Regions from separate parts of the Homo sapiens genome. Here region 1 is linked to region 2. A link is a contact called in ENCODE Hi-C or POLR2A ChIA-PET data. All regions are on one chromosome and are shown on one strand. Each heading gives the region's core, a stretch centred on a gene start or an enhancer-like site at or near the end of the contact. The rest is flanking DNA. Distances are from core to core; before and after follow the strand shown. Region 1 overlaps CASC15 (cancer susceptibility 15). Region 2 overlaps CASC15 (cancer susceptibility 15).

What was found. A loop is a pair of places that touch in the nucleus more often than their neighbours do. ChIA-PET counts read pairs that join two places held with the same protein, here RNA polymerase II (POLR2A). Pooled maps may share reads with other maps.
Region 1: a loop to region 2 is called in a map of heart left ventricle, with 2.0 times the contacts of the local background. The contact joins two enhancer-like sites. A Hi-C loop is called at or near these places in 1 of 168 maps with a recorded cell type or tissue (heart left ventricle) and 1 of 50 pooled maps. POLR2A ChIA-PET finds 5 or more read pairs at or near these places in 5 of 52 experiments (HEK293, IMR-90, OCI-LY7 and 2 more).

The regions. Positions count from the first base shown.
Region 1 is chr6:21,840,889-21,848,430 of GRCh38, reverse strand. The region is part of intron 4 of CASC15 (cancer susceptibility 15); the gene reads right to left. Among named protein-coding and RNA genes, the nearest start is that of CASC15, 180 kb to the right of the region's middle. RefSeq lists enhancers at 1,165-1,294, 1,325-1,374. Within about 2 kb of position 1,595, at least 4 of the 41 ENCODE cell types and tissues checked have a DNase peak (open chromatin) inside an H3K27ac peak, as active enhancers do.
Region 2 is chr6:21,803,532-21,811,177 of GRCh38, reverse strand. The region is part of intron 4 of CASC15 (cancer susceptibility 15); the gene reads right to left. Among named protein-coding and RNA genes, the nearest start is that of CASC15, 140 kb to the right of the region's middle. Within about 2 kb of position 2,962, at least 17 of the 41 ENCODE cell types and tissues checked have a DNase peak (open chromatin) inside an H3K27ac peak, as active enhancers do.

The DNA of each region.
Region 1 (7,542 bases), core at 346-2,845, 39 kb before region 2:
AGAATGCTGGGATTACAAGCATGAGCCACTGCACCCAGCCTATTTTTGTTTTTAAGAGCTCATAAGCTGACTCTGATGATCAGCCAAATTTAGAAACCACTGGACTTTGCATACTTTCCATTTTCATTAGTTCTAGGAGTCCACCCCATCGGTTCCTGCTTCCAGATCTCTGCCCATTTCATGATGGGTATTTACTTCTAGGATAAGCCTACAGCTTCCTGACTCACCATGTTACTTTCTGATTAAGTAATGAGAGATGTGAATTCTTCCTTCATTTATTTTATTTGTTCAACAACAAGTATTTATGTAGCTTCTTTCAACAGCTAGTGATACTTGGCTTCATATAAGATTACCCACTAACAATTTGATCTTGAACTCTTTCCTCAAAGGAAGATTTTTTAAAGCATAGAGCAATTATGTATGATTCCAATTCAGGACAAAGTAGGCGGTAACTTACATTTTTAGCTCTTAAGTGGGTGCTCACGGCCATATGTAGCTCCTGAGTGTGGAGATTACATCCCAAATATAGAACAAGGCTCATCTATACAGTATAATTGTGGAATTCTAAGTCTCAGTCTCCAAGCCACAGAAACGAGGGAGCTATTCAGAGAAGTGGATTCCTTCAAGCAAATATTCTATACTTTCCCCCAATCACCATTTTTTTCAATAAATCAGGTTGCAGCTGAGAAGATGCCAGGCTCATATATTCTCCCTTCAAATTTATGTATTTGATACTTTCTATTCGGTTTTTTTGGAGGTTTCCTCAACCCAGAAAGGGTGGCTGCTGATCATCTCTTCCTGAACTATTGTTACACTTGCCCAAGTACCCAAGCCCTTGCGTGTGACACACTTGTGCACCTGGAATCTCAATTAGTTCCAAGCAATATAAATAGAAAAAGTGGCCACTGGTAATGGATATAAAATGAAGTGGCAGAAGGGCACTTTTCAAGGCAGTGAAAATACAGCTTTGACAATGGACACAGGGAGTCGTAACACCCGGCAGGCTCTCATTTGGTCTGCACAGAGGAAAGCGTGGTGTGTAAACTCCAGACGTATCTAATGCAGAGCACTTGTTCAGAAGCCCTAGTGCAACATCCGGCTTTTGTTCATGTCCATAGGCGTCTCTTAGAAAAAAAGAACCCAAAGCACATAGAGAGGAAGCTGCTAAAACACTGACTTCTAATTAGATCACTAACATCACTGGAGGAAAAGGAAAATGGATCTGTCTACTGTTTCCTTAAAATCCGCTACTGCTTTATCTAAAAGCTATAAATGACAAACATCCTAAATAGCGTACTGTACTTGGGTTCAAAAGTTCAGCAGTATCTGGAGAAGTGGTAGCACCCTCCCCGAGGAAGGACCAACCTGGGGGCTACAGAAGGGTTATTGAACCTGGCTCCTCCCACTCAGACCATCTGCAAAAGCTTAGGTCTTTGCAGCCATTCTGACCTTCAGGCCTAGAGTCGTTACTCAAACTGCACCTGCCCGGGATTGGGTTTCCTGCTAGTGAATGATTGTTTCTTTCCTTTAGTCTGCAAACAGCTGTCACGTGATCAAGTGGCAGGCAGAATGGAGGGAGCTGGCCCCTTGCAAAAGGGCTGAGTGGGACACCAACTTGGGTGATTCATCTCCTTCAAAAACCTGTTCCTGAAATGCTTTTGTATGTTTATATTGCTTCTTGTTTCAGCTCATAGATAATTAAAGCCTGTCAGAGATGGGGCTCTAACCTGGAAAATATACTATCTCTATACTCATTAGGGCTCATAAGGATGAATGGGGCTCATTGTCTTTCCCTTTTCCCTTTGACCCCAGTGATTCCTAAATCTATGGTTTATAACCTTGCAAAAAAATGAGGGTAACCTTGAAAAGGAATGCACTGTCTCCCTGTAACAAGAGATTACAGTTGCATGCCAGAATCAGTTATACCTGCTTGCTAGACATTTTGCTAATCCAAATAATATGTCCACAGCATGCGTAAAATAACCTTGGACATTTTGACAGTAATGGAATAAAATCTTAGAGGCATTTTCACTCAATAAACATCTTGTGGGGGAGGGGGGATTTACATAACATTTGTACATGTTATTAGGAGATTCTACCCAAGAGGACACTGGCATGCAAGGAAGTGAATTGTTATAGTTACTCACAAGCAAAGTTAAATATTACAAGAAAAGGGAAGGTTATTCTAGCCAAACTTTCTGACAATAAAGAATCACGGCTTTCCCTCAAAAGGACAGTTCTATATTTAATTTAAAGAAAACACACAGAGCTATATCTATCCAAAATGCTTCCCAATGATTAATCGAAACAGTATTCCTTCTTGGATGAGAGTGAAGCAGTAGGAATGGAGAACTGTCAAATCTTCCAGACCTCTAGGCATCCAAAATCAATGCAGAGGTTAGAGTGTTGCTTGGCAGTGGCTTTCCTCCCGAGAATTTCACTCCTGCATATCAAGAATGCTATTGGATTTTTCACACACACACACACACACACCTTGGACATGCCACAAGTGTATTCCTCCTGCTGAAACACAATTATAAGGCTAACAGATCAGATGAGCATGCATTAAGTGGAAAAGCAGGCAGGTTTAAATTGGACTGCAGAGTTATCACAGGTAGAGAAACAAAATTAGTTTATAAGAAAATAAAAAAGAAAGCACTCCTTATTACTCACCCACATCCCTCACCTTCCCCTGTGCCAGCGTTGGCCCTGGGCTTACTAGGATGTTTAAAGGCCGACAAGAAGAAATCCTCATCTACAGCCTTAGCACTTAATGTGGGTAAATGTCAACTGTTGGTACCCAGGTGTTGAATAGCGTCTGCCTTTACTTTTAAGCAATAAGACAAGATAGGCTGAATACTTGTGGGTGACTATTGCTTTGCTCAAGTGAATACCAAAATGACTCTGAACACATGAGAAACATAATAATTCTTTCGAAATGTCCTGACTGAAGCACCTCATTTTAGATTACAAAATGGATTTCATACATTTCAGCTAGAAAGAAAGAAAGAAAGAAAGAGAGAAAGAAGGAAAACAGGCGGATCAGTTTATTTTCTGAGCACAGTATTAATGACATGATGACATCACCAACAGCCAATCAGAAAGCTCTCTGGTGTCTGGTGTTCTAACACCATTTCATATTTATGGATAAGCACCAGAAGGGTGTCAACCCTAAGCTGCATTTCCCTCCCTACTCACTTCTAAATAAAGTGCTTGCTTTCATTCAGCAGCCAAACTAACAACAAAAAAAAAGCCCTCACAGTAGCTCTTCCTCCTCATCCCAGCCTGTTTTCTGACAATTCTGAAACAATAAGTGGAAGGAGGGGGAGACTGGCTGGAACTTTGTGTCACCGCTTCCTGCAAAGCCGCTAAAGGCATTCTGGAGCTTCTGAAAAGTCCTCATTGACAAGCCAAAGCCAAGGCTTCATCTGCAAAACCCCTAAGAGCAGACAAAAGGGAGATTATTTGCAAAAGGCAGGTTAGGGGTGTCTGTACTCAGGAAATTGATGCAATTGTTTTTCCCCTCCCAACCATTTTTTAAAATTATTATTTACTCCTAGTACTTCCTCACCCTCTAAAGCACTTTTGAAGAAGAGAGTGAGAAAGTTAACCTTGCCCAGGTTAATCTGAGGCCAGCGCAGCCCGAACAGTTCATAAGTTCAGTTTCCCACTCCGAGACCAATGGAGGTCAAGGGTCACCCATGCACCCAGGAACAGGACAATAGGGACGAAACTGTCACATCAATGATGGCACTCTGTTCTCAAGGTTGGTGCTAATTGCTGGGCTGCTGAGAGATGTAATGGCCAGAGCAGGAGTAGGGCCCACATTTATTTTTGGTTTGACATCAACGATCTGTATTGAACAGAAATTAATAATGCATTTCAAATTCGAGGCAGCACAAAGGAGGTGTCTGTAGCATCCATGAAAAGTCCCTGCCCTAGACAACCACTCCACCTTTCTGGCTCTTACAATTCTCCCCAAACCTCATCTACAGATGAATATAGCCCTCTTCTTTTTCCACATCCCAAACCATCTGATGCTGTAGCAGGATCACTGGATCAAGCTCAAAAACCAGAATTATAACATGTAATAAAGATGCTTGGCCATGCTGCAAAGATGACAGAATTTGGCATGCTGGCCCGGAGCCAGAGCGACAGATCTTGAGCTGATGTTCCTTTTCTACAGATTTAACAACGTACAAGGAGAAGAAAATTAATAATCTGATCAGAGCAAGTTCAATGTCTACGAGCTTCCCTTGGTTTCCCTCTGATGAGCTCCCCACCCCACACTTTCCTGGATGCCAAAAACAGCCAAATGAAATGACTGTAGCCTGTCCCTTTTCCTAATTAACTTGGTTCAAAGGTAAACTATTAAATAGATTCAAAGAGGGAAGGAGAAGAATTGGGATCCTCACTATTTGGGGGCTATATAATTAGAATCACCTAATTTCTTTCATATGCGCCATCTGAGCCAAAGCATAAAGATGCCCCCGCCGCATGTGAAAGCGTACATATTTTACACACAACCCACACACACACATTCTTCTACCTGCCGAGTCCCTATACAAATCAGAAAGATCACAATATAAAGAAGAGACAGTTGTCTGTGAAGCAAAGAAGAAAGAAATCTGACCTCAGACCTCTAAATCCTTAGGTCATCTGGGGCTTAGGAGAGGGAGGGAAAAAATTGTGTCTTTGTTAGATAGCTTATTTTAAAAAGGCACAAGAGGGGAGGAAAAAAAAAAAGAGTTTCTTTTGTCCCTTATGCTAAGCAATGGGTGTTGTCATTTTGAAAGTTATACAAATTCACAAGACAAAATAAAAAGCCAGACATAAAAATCTGAGCACTCAACAAAAAGGAACAAATTAAAATGCAGTATGCTGGTATCATAAATCCAAAAATAAATATGTGGGCAAGTGTTTCTAAAGGGCACTCTTCCCAATGCTCTTTCCTAATGCAAATGAAATCCGTTCCAAAACCTACCTATTAGAAGGCCTTCTTATTACTCTCTAATCTTGGTGCTCCATGTGAGCTGGCAGAAGGGAGAACTAATTTGGATCATCCAAAAATCATTTACATTTGGTTTTGGTTGCATTATATGAGGGTGGTAAGTTGGCTACAAATTTCCCTCCCTAATTAAGTTTACTTTAGAATAATTTTAAGTTTTATATTCCCTCCACACAAGCCAAGTAACAACTGCAGACAGTGGCTGGCTGGCAACAGCAAAAAGCCAATCATGGATTTTTTTTTAATTGTCATAGATAAGTTATCTGTACACAGCTAATCATGGTGACAGAATTAGCTTCAGCTCAGGGTGCCAGTGTTGGGAAGCATCCAGAGACCTAGATTTGCCAATGATGTCAGGTATGTGCAAACAAAGGTGTGATGAGGTATGGCCAGGTGTGAGACCCACTGGGTGGAATACCATCCATCAAAGAGATGTCTTTCACTCATTATAATCACACCCCTTACTCCATGTTCCATCCTCATAACCCTGAGCCTTCCTCCAGTTCTTCAAAGACAGGGCTGTTGTTTACATTTCTTAGGATCTTCAACTCCCATCCAACCTACATATTTACAACACACCCACACTCAGAAAAGTCAGAAATGGCATGGAGAATCCAGGCTCCAATTTTGATTCCACTTAGACTATATCATAAATCACAAGGCTATTTGGAGACTAACTGCCTAGTGATTGGACCCAGTAGACGTGAATCAGGGCTAAGATTCTATTATTTAGAAAAAGTACAGAAATCTCTCATTGTCTCTGTTTAGGTATCATAGGATCTGCTTCCTTTGCCATCTTTATTATGGATTCTCTTTTTCTTCAACACAGGTTGAGTATCCCTTATCTGAAATGCTTGGGACTAGAAGTGTTTCAGATTTTGGATTTTTTCAGATTTGGGGATATTTGCATTATATATTTACTAGATGAGGATCCCAAGTCAGAAAATTTGAAATCCAAAATGCTCCCACGAGGCAGGGTGCAGTGGCCTCCCACCACTTTGGGAGGCCGAGGCGGGTGGATCACCTGAGGTCCGGAGGTCGAGACCAGCCTGGCCAACATGGCAAAACCCCATATCTACTAAAAAAACAAAAAAATTTAGCCAGGCGTGGTGGCGGGAACCTGTAATCTCAGCTACTCAGGAGGCTGAGGCAGGAGAATCACTTGAACCCAGGAGACAGAGGTTGCAGTGAGCCAAGATCATGCCATTGCAACCCAGCCTGGGCGATAAGAGTAAAATTCCATCTCAAAAAAACAAACAAACAAACAAACAAAAACCAACGCTCCCATGAGCATTTCCTTTGAGCATCACGTCAGGGCTCAAAAAGTTTTGGATTTTGGAAGCATTTTACATTTTAGATTTTCCACTTTGGGATGCTAAACCTGTAATACCAAGGAGTTGGTATGTAAGCTATCTTGCATAGTGTCTTTTTTACTCTTTTTCATCTCAGGCTTTTGTTTTTTCATTCAGATCAATCCAATGTTATGTTTTCTTTTCATGTAATCTCTTGTGAAGAATGCAGAAGAATCCTGTATACCTCTGAAATTCATGAAGGAAAATTTAGGAAAGGAAAGTATGGCCAGGCGTGGTGGCTCACGCTTGTAATCTCAGCACTTTGAAAGGTTGAGGCGGGCTGATCACTTGAGGTTAAGAGTTCGCGACCAACCTGGCCAACATGGTGAAACCCCGTCTCTACTAAAAATACAAAAATTAGCTGGGCATGGTGGTGCACACCTGTAATCCCAGCTACTCAGGAGGCTGAGGCAGGAGAAAAACTTGAACCTAAGAGTCGGAGATTGCAGTGAGCCGAGATTACACCACTGCATTCCAGTCTGGGCAACAGAGCAAGGTTCCATCTCAAAAAAAGAAAAGAAAAGAAAAGAAAAAAATAAAAGTATGCATATGGAAATATGCATATTAGAACAATATCATAAAAAACAACTGTCTTTCTTTACCTGCCCCCAGCCCAAGTAAAATTTCCTATAATCCTCACCATCAAGAAAAGAGTAGGATTTGTGACAAATCAATAGTCAAATCAAATACAAGTATTAGTTTCATTGTTCATTTGAAATGTACAATGGAAACGAATAAAGCTTTGAGACTTTAGGAAAGAAAATTTGTTTTGTTTTGTTTGAGATGGAGTCTCTCTCTTTCACCAGGCTAGAGTGCAGTGGCTCACTGAAACCTCTGCCTCCCAGGTTCAAGTGATTCTCCTGCCTCAGCCTCCTGAGTAGCTGGAACTACAGGCATGTGCCACCACGCTTGGCTACTTTTTGTATTTTTAGTGGAGACGGGGTTTCACCACGTTGGCCAGGCTGGTCTCAAACTCCTGACCTCAAGTGATCCACCCGCCTCGGCTTCCCAAAGTAATGGGATCACAGGCATAAGCCACCACACCCGGCCTGAAAAGTTTTAAATCTCATTTAAAAGACTCATTTTTGCATGCCTCCAAAATTTTGTTAGGAAGGGAATAGGGGAGATGCATAGTTACTGTGAATCATTCATCTTCTTATAGACAACATATGATCAACTGCT
Region 2 (7,646 bases), core at 1,713-4,212:
GCCTCCTGGGTTCAAGCAATTCTCCTGCCTCAGCCTCCCGAGTAGCTGGGATGACAGGCATATACCACCATGCCATGAGAATTTTGTATTTTTAGTAGAGACGGGGTTTCTCCATGTTGGTCAGGCTGGTCTTGAACTCCTGACCTCAGGTCATCTTCCCGCCTTGGCCTCCCAAAATGCTGGCTGGGATTACAGGCGTGAGCCACTGTGCCTGGCCATTTTAAAAGTTTTAATAGAGACAAGGTCTCACTATGTTGCCCAGGCTGGTCCAGAACTCCTGGGCTCAAGCCATCCTCCTACCTCAGCCTCTAAAGTGCTGAAACTACAGGTGTGAGCCCCTGCACCCAGCAAAATAATTATTTAAAAAGGAGAAGATGAAGGAGACTACCACAGTAGGCAAGAAATGCCCTGTTCTCTAAGTAGAGCTCTCTGGGAGGAAACCCACAGCTCCCAGGCTGGCCCCAAGTGGGGTGAGGTATACATAAAATTGAAAGCCTTCCAAATATGAACAGACCTAAAACAAGAATAACTTTTTGAAGTTTTGTAATTCCTATATTAATATGAACCACGTCACAAAAATAGGTAGAACAGAGAGGAAGATATCCTTATTAAAGTATTTTAATAAAGGTTAGATGTTCTAATTATAAAAGATTTGCTTGCTCATTGTGGAAAACTGAGGAAAGAGAATGTAAAAAGAAAACAATTTTAAATGCTCATAATCTGGCGTGGCAGCTCACGCCTGTAGTCCCAGCACTTCGGGAGGCCAAGGCGGGTGGATCACTTGAGGTCAGGAGTTTGAGACCAGCCTGGCCAATATGGTGAAATCCTGTCTGTACTAAAAATACAAAAATTAGCCGGGTGTGGTGGTGGGCACCTGTAATCCCAGCTACTCAGGAGGCTGAGGCAGGAGAATCACTTGAACCCAGGAGGCAGAGGCTGCAGTGAGCTGAGATCGCACCACTGCACTCCAGCCTGGGTGACAGAGCAAGATTCTGTCCCCCAAAAAATTAAAAATAAAAGTAACTGTTCATAATCCATATTCAACTACTATAAACTCTCTGGCATGGTTCCTTCTAAACACTCGACAGTGTACTTTTGCATAGATAATATTGCACATGCAGTCTTGTATTTTCCTTTTACATTTTCAAATGTAAATTAAATTTAAATTTAAATGTAAAACACTGCCTAAACAGTTGTAATGTTGAATATTATTTTCTCATGCACTTTCATGTATATAATTATTTCTCCATTAGATGATAGGAATGTTGCCTCCCCCCATTTAAAAATCTTTTTGTATATAGATTTCATGTGTCAATGATAAAAGAACAGAAATAGGTAAATCTTTTGTGATATACAAGATGTACATTACTAAAAAAGAAATGTGAAATATAAAAATGGGACCCAATCATTTCAGTAAGTTTTATTACTAATATTAATCATGTTAATAGATAATTAACGTTAACTTTGACCCTTTAAATTCTGTGTTTTATATTCTCATGGATCCCAGACTGCATCATGCCTTTAATAGTGCTCTTTAGAGAGAATGATTTTTCTTTCTAAAACACATCTAAGTATGCTTTGTTGAGTAGTTTCACTGTAAAAGCAAATACAAGTGGGAGGATAAAAAGAAAAACAATTTCAAAGGAAGGAAGGAGAGAAGGAAGAGAAAAGAAAGGAGGAAGAAATTTCGTTAACCATATTCTAAGGCCTATACCACCATTAGTAAACTGTAGATATATTTTAATTCATTTCTCATACTTCTCCTTGAAAAGCATATCTTCCCATGTTAAGCGGAACAAGAACTCAAGTTCAGATTTAATAGAGTGCAGAGGGGAAGGCTGAGAGTGGGTGCAAGAGTTCACGAAAAAAGCTGGAGAGAGGATGGAGGGCCAAGCATCCAGTTTATGAGAGAGGAAAGGGGCTGCAGGATCACGCTCCTTTTGTAACATCCCCCTGCGTTTCTGGTCCTCAACTCCAAGTCTGCAGGGTGCGACCAGCCCCAGAGCCAGCAGAGCTGAGATAGACACCCCTCCTGGTTTAGCTCTGCTGCGCACACCATCCCAAGACCTGTGGGGTCAGGCCATGCGGGCAGCTCAGCAGCCACAAGGTCATGGCTGGGTTTGGCATGAAATGCTCACACTCGGAGTGAAAATAGGCCTCTGAAGAAGGATGAAGCAACAGCCAAGAAAGAACCACTTTGCAAACAGACTTCCGAGGAGAATGAGCCTCTTGAAATCCTCTGTGCAAAAGTTCACACCATAAAACAGCTGCTGCTTAATGTCTCCGGCTTCTAATGAGCCCCGAGCTCCCGGTTTGCACAGAACTTCCTGGCGAATGGTGTCCAAGGTCCTTTGCTCTTCCCCGCGCCGTTCAATCCCGTAAGTGCTCTTGGTCAAAAACTAGGTCATAAACTTATCCACTGAGAAGCGTTTACTGTTGTTTCAAATGGCGTATTCTGTTCAAGAGGTTATGATAACAAAAGAAGAGCAGCAAACAGGCTTTCAAGTTGGGGCATGTGGTTGCCAGGTTAAAAAACTGGCTCCTTACCTTATCTTAGTTCAGCTCTTTTAGATTCAAACTACTGGACTCTGGCCATTTTCTGGACTGATACAAATCATTTCTAGAATGACTAGATCAAATTTTATTTACTCTGTTTCCAGCTTTGAACTAACAGTTCCAAGCCAAAAAAAAAAAAAAAAGTTGCTGTTTCAGAAAGTATTGGCAAGATTCTCCCACTACCAAAGTTTACAGCATGGTTATACCCTGCCCCAGGAAGAAGGATGTGGCGGGATGGGGGTAAGGGAGGGAGAGAAATGGAGGAGGGCAGCTGTTTGTTCAATAAACTGCAGCAGAAAACCGCCCACATCCCATACTGTTTCTTCCACACCCCCAGCAGAGAAGCAGGAGGTGGCAGCATGAGAAGTCATTCCTCCAAGGCGAATCGTGCTGGCTGGCTGGCTTTCTGCACTCCCACATAACTGACCACGGTCCTTTCTGATTCACCCATGGAGCACAAGGACAGAAGCCAAAGGGTTTGTCTCTGCTTCCTGGGATGTTGATTCCTGCCCTGATGGAGCCCAGGAGATTTACGCCTCCTCCCCACCCATCCTCACCCTCACGTCCAACTACCCCACCCTCCTTCCCCAGTGTTTCTGAGCTCTAAGGCACACAGGGCTGCATTACAAAAGTACTCAACTAAAAGGTGTATATTTTGCATCCCACACCTTCCAAGAATATGCTGAAACTCCTCTCCACAAAAAGACACAGCTGTGGTCAACAGTCCCTAGGCTCCCCAAAACAGCATGTCCTCCACACTCAGCAACCAGGCCTCTGCTTTCTCTTCTGGAGTGGGAAGGAAGGAAAGGAATATGAGAAGGCAGGGTAGAAGAGCTGTAGCCCACCCCTACTCAGCCGGCTGGAAAGCTCCAATTTGTTAACCTAGAAAACCCTGGGGCATTGCAATCAAAGAGTGGCTCCACCCAAGCAAATAACTCGGATTATTTTTTTCCCTACTAGTGGGCAAGAAGAGAAAAGGGAAAATAAGGACAAATGTGTTCAAAACAGAAATACTGCATAACACTAACTTGGCTTTGGGCAAGGACCAGATTATAGGCCCAACACCTCCATTTCTGTCCAAGTGGAAAGAGAAACTACAGGGTGCAACCTTAATCCAGCTGCATGAACTCTGTTGCCCAGAGACTCTGCCAGCCCAAGAAGATCAACATAACCCCAAATTGCTCCTCAGTCCCCAGCTGGCCTTTTTTTTTTTAGACAGTTTCACTCTTGTTGCCCAGGCTGGTGTGCAATGGCATGATCTTGGCTTATTGCAACCTCCACCTCCCAGAATCCCAGATTCAAGCTATTCTCCAGCCTCAGCCTCCCAAATAGCTGGGATTACAGGCATGCACCACCATGCCCAGATAATTTTGTATTTTTAGTAGAGATGGGGTTTCACCATGTTGGTCAGTCTGGTCTCGAACTCCTGACCTCAGGTGATCCGCCTGCCTTGGCCTCCCAAAGTGCTGGGATTACAGGTGTGAACTAGGCATGTGGCCTAGTTCTTCAGGGTTTTTAAAGTTCTTTTTGGTAAACTGATTCTTTGTAATATACTGGTCTTAATTATAATTACCGTGGAAAGATCATTTAGCTTCAAAACTCAATGTGAGGTGGTTCTGTGTTAGAGTAGACTCTGCATGTGCATGAATTTTTCTCCTAAAAAGCCTCTCAACCCTTTCTCAAATGACTAAACTGTGACCAAAGAATGGGAACTGATATTGATGTCACAGTTCGGTTAATTGTTAAAAATAAATAAATCCAGGTTTTAGGTAATAAAACCTAAGACCAATAATTCATCTAAGACCAATGCTACAACATGTTGTCCTTTGCCAACTCTAAACGGGAAATACAAGCTGGCACAAGATGGGCACTAATCAAAGTCCTTACGTATCTCTAAACACAGGTTCAATATGACCTAACTCACATTAATTGCCTTGAAGGCTCATCTGAATTCCATGATTTAAATTTAAAAAAAAAAAAAAAAGTTGAATTGTTTTGAAAGGCGTAGAATGCCAAAAGTTGTTTACAGTTTTCGTCAGGTAAAAAGATATAACTGGCCAGGCGTGGTGGCTCACGCCTGTAATCCCACCACTTTGGGAGGCTGAGGCAGGTGGATCATCTGAGGTCAGGAGTTCAAGATCAGCCTGTCCAATATGATGAAACCCCATCTCTACTAAAAATACAAGAATTAGCTGGACGTGGTGGCATGCTCCTATCATCCCAGCTACTCAGGAGGCTGAAACAGGAGAATCACTTGAACCCAGGAGACAGAGGTTGCAGTGAGCCGAGATTGCACCACTGCACTCCAGGTGCAACTCCTGAGCAACAAGAGTGAAACTCCATCTAAAAAAAAGTTTTTTTAAAAAGGCCGGGCACAGTGGCTCACGCCTGTAATCCCAGCACTCTGGGAGGCCAAGGCGGGCGGATCACCCAAGGTTGAGAGTTCGCGACCAGCCTGACCAACATGTAGAAACCCCGTCTCTACTAAAAAATACAAAATTAGCCGGGCGTGGTGGCGTATGCCTGTAATCCCAGCTACTCGGGAGGCTGAGGCAGGAGAATCGCTTGAACCCGGGAGGCAGAGGTTTCAGTGAGCTGAGAACGTGCCATTACACTCCAGCCTGGGCAACAAGAGCGAAACTCCGTCTAAAAAAATTATATAAATATATATATATATATATAACATAGCCATCGTTAGTATAAAAATTGTACTTTTTATTTTAATTTTTTTCAGACTGAGTTTCACTCTTATTGCCCAGGCTGGAGTGCAATGGCACGATCTCGGCTCACTGCAACCTCCGCCTCCCGGGTTATAGCAATTCTCCTGCCTCAGCCTCCCGAGTAGCTGGGATTACAGGTATGTGCCACTACGCCAGGCTAATTTTGTATTTTTAGTAGAGACAGGGTTTCTCCATGTTGGTCAGGCTGGTCTCGAACTCCCGACCTCGGGTGATCTGCCCGTCTCGGCCTCCCAAAGTGCTGGGATTGTAGGCGTGAGCCACCGCGCCTGGCCAAAAATTGTACTTTTTTTGTTGGGGGACAGAGTCTCACTCTGTCTCCCGGGCTAGAGGACAGTAGCGCGATCTCAGGTCACTGCAAGCTCCACCTCTAACCAAGTTGTGGGAAACAGGAAATGTATTGACATTAATTGCCTTGTAGGCCCATCTGAATTCTTTGAGATTCCTCTCTTCCCCTCCCTGCTCTTGGCTTGCTCAGTGTTCTTTTACCTCCATCGTCACTGTGTAAGGAATTATTGGCAACTAGGCAAGAATGTCTATGAGCCTAATTTGAACTCTGCTGTCTTTCCGCAAAGAAACCAGAATCTGAAACTCTTACATCTCAGTGAGCCCCCAGAACAACCAGGAAAAATGAACTCCCAAAGGGGGAAAAATACCCATAGATTCAAAAAGAGATGAGTATACGGTGTGTTTCCAGGTCTAGCTCCACATGGCCTTTATACGCCAAGTACCACGGGATTAATGCTTGGAATGCTCAACATTGGTTATGCATAGGATTAGATTTATAAATATAAATGAGTAATACTTTCAGCTTATCTTTTCTAAAAAGTACTGACATAGCTGTAACAGCCTTAGCCACCAATAAGAAACTGCCTGTTAAAGTGAATATTCTTGCTAGTTTAAAATAGTAGCTCACTCTGCCTGACAAAACCATTTACAACATCTATAATATCTACGTATTCAAACTGCCACAATCATATAATTCATCAACTGAGAATTACCACATATTCTACCAGCATGCGGAGAACCTTTTAAGTATCTGGAAGGACCTAATGAAATGTACATCCTAACCCCAGAAAAGATGTAACTTCTTCTATGAACAATGTTCCACTCAAAATACTTTGAGAGGGGCTGGGCACAGTGGCTCACGCCTGTAATCCCAGCACTTTGGGAGGCTGAGGCAGGGGGGATCAACTGAGGTTAGGAGTTCGAGACCAGGCTGGCCAACACAGTGAAACTCCATCTTTACTAAAAATACAAACATATTAGCCAGGCGTGGTGGCACGTATCTGTAATCCCAGCTACTTGGGACGCTGAGGCAGGAGAATCACTTGAACCTGGCAAGTGGAGGCTGCAGTGAGCTGAGGTTGTACCACTGCACTCCAGCCTGGATGACAAGAGCAAAACTCTGTCTCAAAAAAAACAAAACAAACAAACAAACAAAAAACAACTTTGGAAGGGAAAAATAAAATGAAACACAAGTTCTACAGACACAAAGTTAAATGTGATCATTCAAGGTCCACCCGGCACATGTTCCTTGTATGTGCCATGCTTTTGGTTGGCCATGGCTCACAGTTATCTAAGAATTTACTATATTCAAATGTAGTTTTATGTTTGCCCAAAAAGTACAGCTACGTGTTTTCACTTTCCAGATATACGGCTGTCCTCCACTCCCTTGGGCTTCTCACATGACGAACTTGAAAATAAGTTTCTATGAGACCAACTTGTCCACATCTCTGGGCCTGTTCAGTCAGAGACAGATGTGTAGTGCTCTACAAGAATGGCTACCAAGGCCGGGCGCGGTGGCTCACGCCTGTAATCCCAGCACTTTAGGAGGCCGAGGTGAGCAGATCACCTGAGGTCAGGAGTTCAAGACCAGCCTGGCCAATATAGTGAAACCTCATCTCTACTAAAAATACAAAAAAAAAATTAGCTGGGCATGGTAGCAGGCACCTATAGTCCCAGCTACTTGGGAGACTGAGGCAGGAGAATCACTTGAACCCAGGAGGTTGCAGTGGGCCAAGATCACGCCACTGCACTCCAGCCTGGGCAACACAGTGAGACTCTGTCTCAAAAAAAAAAAAAAATAGCTACCAAAAAAATTTAAAGATTGCTGAGCATGGTAGCACACACTGGTAATCCCAGCTACTCAGGAGGCTGAGGAGGGAAGATCACTTGAGGCCAGAAGGTCAAGGTTGTAGAGTGCCATAATCACACCCGTGAATAGGCACTGCACTCCAGCCTGGGCAACCTAGTGAGACTCCATCTCTCACACACACACACACACACACACACACACACACACAAAGCTAACGGTCTCTAAATTTAAGAAGACACAGAAACAGGTCTGGG